Regions from separate parts of the Homo sapiens genome. Here region 1 is linked to region 2. The links are chromatin contacts, found by Hi-C in ENCODE. All regions are on one chromosome and are shown on one strand. Each heading gives the region's core, a stretch centred on a gene start or an enhancer-like site at or near the end of the contact. The rest is flanking DNA. Distances are from core to core; before and after follow the strand shown.

Evidence for each region. Hi-C counts contacts between places; a loop is a spot of excess contacts on that map. Pooled maps may share reads with other maps.
Region 1: a loop to region 2 is called in a map of Right ventricle myocardium inferior, with 2.2 times the contacts of the local background. The contact joins the promoter of LINC02838 here to the enhancer-like site in region 2. A Hi-C loop is called at or near these places in 1 of 168 maps with a recorded cell type or tissue (Right ventricle myocardium inferior) and 1 of 50 pooled maps.

What each region holds. Positions count from the first base shown.
Region 1 is chr7:48,705,748-48,710,960 of GRCh38, forward strand. It overlaps LINC02838 (long intergenic non-protein coding RNA 2838), which reads left to right and starts at 2,756. Exons shown (of 3, transcript NR_183322.1): 1 at 2,756-2,956; 2 at 3,048-3,167.
Region 2 is chr7:48,633,646-48,638,338 of GRCh38, forward strand. The region is part of intron 59 of ABCA13 (ATP binding cassette subfamily A member 13); the gene reads left to right. Among named protein-coding and RNA genes, the nearest start is that of LINC02838, 73 kb to the right of the region's middle. Within about 2 kb of position 2,911, at least 3 of the 41 ENCODE cell types and tissues checked have a DNase peak (open chromatin) inside an H3K27ac peak, as active enhancers do.

The sequences.
Region 1 (5,213 bases), core at 1,506-4,005, 72 kb after region 2:
AGTAGGAGGCAAGGGGAGTGTGAGAACTGTTGGATACTAAATGTGCCTTTGATTCTTAGAAACAGCTGTTTTATGCAGAGATTACTTGAATTTCTCTCCTAAATGTTTGAAAGAAAAACTACTGGTTAATTAGGATTATGCTGACTTTGAGTTAATTTTCTGAATAAGTGTTCATCCAAAAAATTTGTTGAGAACATGTAGTAGATGTTCAAAAATGGAAACAAAACCACTGGCTAGGGAAATAGCTATAGGAGATCTTGCTCTTTAGTTTTCATGCTTTTATAATTAGGATATTGACTACAGTAATCATCAATGTTCCAAACAGACTCAACTTAAGTATCCATCATTATATGAATTAGTTTATTAAACTCGGACATTGAAAAAGAAAGATCAAAATTTAGTTGAGAATGCCTGAATGCATCCTCTGAAATGAGGGTGGTATTTTTCAGTAGCATAACTTTGTGAATACTTATTTATGACAAACTCAGTGTCATGCACTTAATTTTCTCATCAGCTTTTGTTTTTGCACACTCATTTTTGGTATGACTCTTTAACCAGTGCAATCAGGGGAGTAGACCCCATCTTGGTTTATCCTGAACGAGTGGTTCTCAACTTGAGGAACTTTGACTCTCTACTGAAAGGACCATTTGGCAATGTCTGCAGACATTTTTGATTGTCACAACTGTGGAGAGAGGATGCTAGTGGACTCTAGTGAGTGGAGCAGAGACGCTGCTAAACATCCTCTAATGCACAGGACAATCCCCCACAACAAAGAATTATACAATCCAAAATGTTCATTGTGCCAACATTGAGAAACCCTATCCTGACCGAGGTCTCCACCTTTAGCAAATAAAAAGACAGGACACTTAGTTAAATTTGAATTTGAGATAAACAACAAATAATATGTATGTATTATGTAACATATAAATAATACATTAGTATATATATGTTCAATTGACTATAAAAATGTGGTGCTTAATATGTCCCAAGTTTTTATGAGGTATATTTTTTCTAAAAAAAAAATAGTTCATTTGAAATTCAAATTTATTTAGGCATCCTGCATTTTACCTGGCAACCCTAGATCTATCTCTTGTACAAGAATGTGACCTATTCCATGAATTCTAAGCTTTTCTGCAACAGAAGGAAATTTTATTTTGTATGCAGCTTATTGTGCCATTGCATAGGCTTTGTAATAAAGCATGTCTCAATGCAGATTCCATTTCTGACCTACTGTACAATCATGGAGAGGTTATTTAATTTCTTTAAGCCTTAGTTACTTCATATATGTTATGGGAATAATTATGACAACCTCATAGGTTTATTGCAAAAAGGAAATAAAATAATGTATGTAAAATGACTAGTATTCATAAAGGATAATTATGATTTTTATTATTGATTTATTATTTTCCTCAGTAATACCTTGAAGTTCTCTGTCAGCCCAGGTTTTATCAAGATTTTTTTTCTTTGTAATATATTCAGTGGATTTATAGCAGCTTGCTTTACTAGATAACCCAAGAATGGGTTGAGTTTTATCTTTTCTTGTAATGTTTGTTGAAGTAAAACACAATGATCAAGGGAGCGAATCTTGATTATACTCTTCATCATTTTTCTTTACATAGTGAACATACTCATGGGTATCATCCAGCTCAAAACGCAGAACGTTGTCAGCCCCCAGAGACTCTACCATGACCTTTTCTATTCATTACACCTCTAAAAATAATGAATATCTTTATGTCCATCACTATACATTAGGATTTTTTTTAATTTATGATGAATGGAATTATGTGTTAAGTACCCTTTTGTGTCTGGATTTTCTTTTCTTTTTTAAAAAATATGTTTTCTTCACATTATGTCTGTGAAATTTGTCATGCTGCATATAGCAGTAGTTTAATCTTTTTGTTTACTGTATGACATTCCGTCATGTAAATATGCAAGGCTTTATTCACCTATTCAACTGCTGATGAGCGTTTGGGCAGTTTCCATAGTTTTACTATTGGAAATGGTGCTTTTATTAATATTTTGTATGAGTTTTGATGCACATACAAATGCATTTACATTGGGCAGAACAGTTGTGATACAAGGCATGCACAATTTTAGGGTTAAGTAGATAGCTATACAATTTTGCATACAGAATGCGCTAATTTATGTTCCTACTAAGAGTATCAGAAAATTTCATTGTCCCACATTGTCTCTACAGTTGAGATTGCCACTTTTTATAAATGTTAATTCTTATGGTGGGTAGGTAATATTATCACATTGTGGTTTGAATAACATTTTTCTGACAATAATGTTGAGCACCATTTCAAATGCTTATTGGCCATAGTAATATAGCGTTTTTTATTATTATTATGCCAGCAAAGCAGGTTCGCCATGCAATGGTTATCATTTCATTCCAAAGCATCATGGGCTGCAATTTCTACTCCTTGCACAAGTTCAGGATACTTACAAACACAGGTTACATGCAGTAGATTTATTACCTATAGACAACTAGAAAGAGACAACAGAGGCCTAAGATTCATGACAGCCTGATCCCAGAGGCTCAGGAAAGCTGCCAGGACATAGTCTCGTTTGCGCATGCCGCACTTGCACTGTAGCTCAGGAACCTTGGAAACAGTTCTCCTGTTTGTCAAACATCGCCAGACATCCAATTCTAGGAGAGATTGGAACAGAACTTGGGCTGCTCTGGAGAGCCCCTCTTTATCTCAGAATGTTGCATTGTTAGCACATTCTATAGTTATTCTTGAGAACTATAGACAAGAAATGAGAGAGAACTGGGATAGTCTAAGGCCACATGGAGATCTGTCTTGCACTATGTTGACTTAGTTTAGAGGCCCCGGCTGGAGAGGAGTCAGGCCCTTTTCTTGTGGGGTCAATTAAGTCCGATCCTCAATTACCTCCTTGTTTGTCTCTCAGACCCTTGGCCGCTATTCAGTCGCCATATGTGCCTCGGAGCCAGGTACCAGACAACCAGGAACAAGCCCACTGAAATTATTTCAAGTCATCAAGCCTAAGCCTGTTTGCCCTGCCTAACCCTTTCATTCCTGCAGAAACCACAAAAAAAGGTTTTCGCCTACTGCTGCCCTTTATCCCTCTGGCTCAACTCTGACGCTGGTGCTCCCACGAGTGGCCCCCTGTGGCATGGCACGCTGTGTTCTCCCCAGGGAACTGTGAGTATAACAAAACTGTAAAACTCTTTCAAGCTTCTCTTTTGATCTTCCTCTGGCTTCACCATACCTCATCCACATTAATATGGTTAAATCAGCCATCTGATGTCTTGTCAAATGACAATGTTTTCCTCCCATATTTTTTTGGCAGGCCTTTGTTTTCCTTGTTGAATTGTAGAAATTTTGTTTTATAAAGGATATAAATCCTTTGTAAGATGCATGCATTTCCAATTTTTTTTTTCTACTTCGTGGCTTGCGTATTCACTGTCTTACAGTATCTTCTGATGAAGAGTAATTAATGATTTAGCAAATTCCAGTGTATCAATATTTTGCTTTATGATTGGTGCTTTTTGTGTGCAATTTAAGAAAACCTTGCCAACTACAAGACAATGTAGACATTTTCCTATGATACCATCCAGAACCTGTATTGTTTTAATTTTCACGTTTACTTAGTGGTACATCAGAGTTGTTTTTCTGTGTGTGTGTGTGTGTGTGTGTGTGTGTGTGTGTGTGTGACGTGAAAAGTATGGCATACGTGAATGGTGAAGTAGATGTGAAAGATTCATTTTGTTCTTCAGGAATATCTGGCTGACCCAGCACTGTTCCTGGAGTATGCCTCCTGGCATTACAATGTCACCTTTTCATAAATCAGATGATCACATAAATTCATTTGTTGAACTTAAATTTTTGATTTTTATTCTTTCTTTTCTTAAAATAATATATCCACTGAAGTCTATCAGCTTTTTAAAAGCAGGGCTTTAGAACCATTCTATAATTTTTGACATGCCAAATTCTAAATTTTCATTGAAATTAAAACAAATTCTTTTATTTTGATTTCTTTTTTGAACCATGGAATATTTAATACTTTATTGCTTAATTTCCAAAGATTTGAATTTCTTTAAGTTATTATTTTGTGAATCATTCTCATCTTAATCGTTTTAAACATTTCTAGTGTTATTTGGTTTGACAATATTTTAAGTTAATTTCCATATGATCAGATTAACATATCTTATTTTTTAAGACTTCTGTTATAGCTTAGAATTTAATCAATTTTAGTACACATTCACATGGAAAAAAATTGTCTTCTCTTGATCTGCGTTCAAGTTTTATATGTGTGTGGGCTGAGTGCGGTGGCTCACATTTGTAATCCCAACAATTTCTCCCAAATTGAGGCAGCAGGATTGCTTGAGCCTAGGAGTTTGAGACCAGCCTGGGGAACACGGCAAGACTGCATCTCTACAAAAATACCAAAATTAATCAGCCATGGTGGCACTCACCTGGGTCCCCACCAGCTACTGGGAAGGCTGAGGCAAGAGGATTGCTTGAGCCCAGGAGGTCAAGGCTGCAGTGAGCCATGTTCACACCACTGTATCCTAACCTGGGTGACAGAGTGAGACTCTCTCTAAAAAAAAATAATAATAATAAAATAAAAGGTTTCGTGTGTGCTAATTATATTAATTTATTAATTATATTGTTCTAATATTTTATATTCTTTCTGATTTACTTACTGTCACTTACTGTCATTTACCGAGAATGTTACTTAAACATGAAATTAGAAATTTGTCTACTCTTTTAAAGTTTTTTTCATCATTTTTTTTCCAAGTTTACCTTAGTTTTAGTAGTAAGTAGGAAAAGTTTTAAGTCTCAGAAATTATGTAATTGGAGACAAATGTATTTTCGGGGACCTTTTTTTCTATTTCTCTACAAAAGTTAATAATAGTATCCATTCCTGTCTTCCTATGGTACATAACGTTCATAACATTGTTAATTATAAACAAGTCTGTGGAGCCCTGATAAACTACCAACAGGTTTTCTAGGACTGCCCTTGACATAATTTTTGACACTTAACAAATATGACTAAGTTAGTAGGTATATAATTTTTGTCTCCCCTTAAATAGAACCAAAAAAGGAAGAAACATTTGAATGTTTAAGCAGATAAATACAATTACTACAATCTTTATTATATCAACCTGTTAGAACATATTTCAATTATAAATGCAACAGAGGGGTTTCAAAGTCAAAATGTTCAATTAAGGCACCTGGTTTCTA
Region 2 (4,693 bases), core at 1,661-4,160:
GTGGATGGATCTCTTGAGGCAAGGAGTTTGAGACCAGCCTGGCCAACGTGGTGAAACTCTTTCTCTACTAAAAAAAAAAAAAAAAATACAAAAATTAGCTAGGTGTGGTGGCACGCACCTATAATCCCAGCTACTTGGGAGGTTGAGGCAGGAGAATCACCTTAACCTGGGAGACAGAAATTGCAGTGAGCCAAGATTGCACTGCTGCACTCCACTCTGGGTGACAGAGTGAGTGAGACACTTCTCTTTCATAGATAGGTAGATAGATACATAGATAGATAGATACATAGATAGATAGATAGATAGATAGATAGATAGATAGATAGATAGATAGATGACAGAGAGATGTAAATAAAATAAAAATCAATACCAAGATTTCTCAAAACCACACAATTACATGGAAATTAAACAACTTGCTCCTGAATGACTTCTGGGTAAACAAAAAAATTAATGACTTTTGAATGATAAACAAACTGCATTTCTAGAATAAATCTCACTTGATCATGATGTATAATTTTTTTCAATATTATTGGATTTAATTTTCTAGTATTGTGTTGAGGATTTTTGTGTTCATATTCTTAAGAGACATTGGTCTGTAATGTTCCTTTCTTTTGAGATTGCGTGTGTGTGATGTCTTTGGTTTTGGTATTGTGGTAACACTGGCCTCAAAGAGTGAGGTGGAAAGTGTTCCTCCACTTCTATTTTTTAAACACGTTTGTGAAAAATTGGTATTATTTCTTAAAACATTTGGTTTACCAGTAAAACCATCAAGGATGGCTTGTTTTTGTAAGGTCAGCAGTAATGCTTTCTCTTTCATTTCTGATACTAGTAATTTGAATCATCTCTCTTTTTTTCTTGGTCAATTATGCTAAATATTTATCACATTTGTTGATTTTTTTTCATAGCCATATTCCATATGGCATTCCAAACTTCCACAATCAACTTTAGTTTCATTTTTCTCTATTGTTTTTATATTCTTGATTTTATCAATGTCCACTCCAACTTTATTATTTCCTGTCTTCTTGCTTTAGGTTTAGTTTGCTTTTCTTTTTCCAGTTTCTTAAGGTATACAGTTGAGTATTATTTTGTAATTTTTCTTACATGTTAATGGAAGTATTATTACTATAAATGTTTCTCCAAGCACTGCTTTAGCTACGTCTCATAAGCTTTGGAATGTTGTCCCTTCATTTTCATTCATCTCAAAGTATTTTATAAAGTAACTTGGGATTGCTTCTGCCTCGTTGTTTTACCCACACGCAGCTGGTAAGATTCACTCATTGCTGTATTGTTTTCAACAATATCATGGGCATAAATTGTTCTACATATAAATCTCATAAAATTTAGGCTGTGTTAAAGGACTCCTTCCTGAGATCAGTGTTTGAGATTTGTTTTAATCACAAATTTGCCACTGGGAGGGCTCCTTCCAGTGGTCTCCCTGGTTCTCTCTGGTAAATTAGACAGCCTGTAGTTTAGCCTGTATCTCCGATGAATCTATCAATCTCCCAATTGCCTTTCACCACAGGTTCCAGTTATTAAGAACACCCTTATGGTTGAACTTCTCCACATTTTGTTGCCAAAAAAAAAAAAAAAAAACCTAAAAACTAAAACAACAAAACAGTCCCTTTGGGGATAGATTAGCAGTTATCTGTTTATGGCTTGCTTCTTTAGAGGCAAGGAAACATATATGAGCCACATTTCTGGAGCTAGAAATGGGAGCAACATCATGTTTCTTTCTGAATGACCCTCCCACTTTAGGAGCTGAACACTCATGGGAGAGGGAGGACAGTGACCTCAGATTCTCTCAGCTTGCTTCTCCCATGTGGAAACCCCACACCATGATATGAGGCAAGAACAAGGGGGACCCCAATATTCTCGGCAATGCTGTTCTTAATTTAAAGCCTCTGTCTAATGAGCCTTTGTCTAATGAGGTAGAGCTGGGTAAAAAAAGGGCACCATCACCTCTCATCTGTACTCACTGGCAGCTTAACCTCATGAACATGTAGCTGGGGCCAGAATGAGAGGGGAAGACAGCTCACTTACAGAGAGCTAAGGTGGGAGAGAGCCCTGTGTTCTTGGATGCAGCAGGCTGGAGTGGAGTTTCCATTTCCCTGAGCTGGGAGGTAGCAGAAGAGTAGATCTTGTTTTAAATGCCACAGACTATTACTGTTCTTACTCAGTTTTAGTAGACTTTCTTGAATAACTATATTTTTTATCTTGCTGTATACAGAAAAATAGCATTTTGGAGACTTTACTGTTTTTTAAAAAATAGTTTTCAGCAGTCTTACTGGGAAATGAGTCTGCAGAACTCCTCATACTGTCCTGATGGAAGCCTTGGCTAAATGCTTTCAAAGACATCTATTTATATCTATTTCATGCTGGTATTGTACCTGCACCTAAAGTGACTGTGCCCGTAAAATAGGGAGTCTAGTTCTATTGTTTTTGAGTCCAATTTTAACATCCATATTGACTTTTTACAGCCCCTGCTTTCTTCTCATTATTGTAAATATTTATAGTATTAATTTTATTGTGTACAGAGGCATATTTGAATGATTAAAAGGCAAGCACCAGCCTTTTGAGAAGACTTTATCAATCACTCTAGCACAACTGTTCACAAAGCAAGGAGTCAGCCGCCTCCCATATAGGCATCCCCCAACCATAACGTGGAGAAGCAGATCCCAGTTAGTACTTTCTATGTTATAGCTCCTCTAGTTTGTAATTAGTGTTTGAAAGGATCCAGAGTAACATGGAAAAGATTCACTGTCTTGATTCACTTTCATAACTCAGCTGTCACTTGGGTCTTTCCTGCCCATGGGAGATTTAGGAAAATGTGCCTGATTTCATGCCAGGGAGTCCAGGACCCTTGTCTCAAGGGTTCTATGAACTCCTGGTGAGTCAGAGGCCTGTGTGCCCTGCCCTGTTTTTGAGCCTGTGCAGTCCTGCCTGGGCATGTGCTCCAGTGCCTGGGGAGCCAGCCACATTATCACCCCCGCCACCATACACCCAAATGTATCAATAATTCCATGAATTTAGTAATTTTCCAACATTTTTGAATGTGGGCCTGAAGAGAGAAGTAATTGTGAATCCCTGGGCTGTCCGTCCACCTGGCCCCTCCCTGCATCCTCAGCTGTTTCCCCTCTTGTGCCCCTGGCTGCCAGGGTGCTGTCATTACTCAGGCATCCAGTTGGAAAGTTCCAGGCACATTTCGGCCCAGAGTCACTTACCCAGAGCCTGGCTTATCAAAGCCTTTTCTTAACAATGGGAGGGAGGTTGAATCTTAAAGCAATTCTTCTCTGTTAAGGCAATTATGCATTTTTTCTTATTATTACATTATTTATTTAAGGGCTGTATTACATGGGATCTGACTGGAGACGATAGAGGTTATTTGCAAAGCCTTTGAAAATGAACTCAGAAGAAGTTTAATCCACTCTCCCAAGGGAACCATGTCCCTACAAAAACTTAAAACTGCAGCAAAACAGAATAGAGAGGGTTTGCTTGTGTGCCTGCAGCAGAGCACCCCCTTCCTTATGTAAACACTTACAAAGCTGCCATCTTTGCACAGATGGTGGCTGAGTGGGGTGCTGGCTTTGAAGGCTCCCTGTTTTAATACTGGTGTTTTCCTCCTCAGGTCTCACGCACGAAGTACTGTAAGCTTCTCTATGGGCAGCACTCATCAAGCCAGAAAGTAGCTTGCCATGGCTTCTTCTATGGGGTGTTTTCTTTATTATGTTCATAAAGCAAAAAAAAAAAAAAAAAAAAAAAAACAGAGAGAGAAAGAAAAGAAAATCAGAAGACAATGACTACTTTAGCTCTCTTGGCCTCTCAAGGTGACTGGTGTGAGAATAGCTTGGTGGCTAAGGACAGAAAAAAAAATCTTTTGTTTATCTAGACTCTAGGGTATTTCTGAAATGAAGGGAAATGTTCAGAGACCATTAAAAATGCAAGAGGCCACATAAGGGGCTGAGTCATATAGCTGTCACCTCACCACCTTGGAAACAAAACGCTCTATCATGTTTGTTTAGCTGGTGACAATGATATAATGCTGGAGATGAGGCTATGTATTTTTTTTTATCCCACTGACTTGGCTATTGTTCCTTACTTTAAAATGATCCCCTTTGGTTACTCTAAAGAACAAAGGAAAAAAACAATAGATATGCATTTTGCTGTTTAGTTAAGAAGGAAATATTGTTTTCATTACACCAAAGTCTGACAAGGAATTTAATTCACTCATTACTCCATTAAATATGAACTGGGCATCTGCAGGGGTGTTAGAGTCAGTGGCAGAAGGGTTTATGTGTCCTGTATTCTTGGAGCTCTACTGTAACAACTGATGGCATTGAAGGATGCACCATACACCTGCATGTACACAGGAAGGGCTTTCACAGCCAGAATAGGGCCTTGCACAAGTGAGCACTGAATTAGTACTGAATGGATGGAGGAAAGGAGATCTGGTTGTGGGTAGCATGAAGGATACTCTTAGATGCGAAGTCAGAGAGGAAGGCACTCGTTACATCATGGAGAGCCTCATGGACAAGCTGAAGAGTTTGATATTGAGTCAGAGTCTTTCAGACATGAAGCTGACATGGCCTCCGGAGTTCTGAGACAGTTCTGTTGGCCTTTCCTGGAGGTGACGTTGACCCAACCACTTTAATTTGGATCTATGAATGGTGGAGTCATTTAAGAAAGTGACACATCC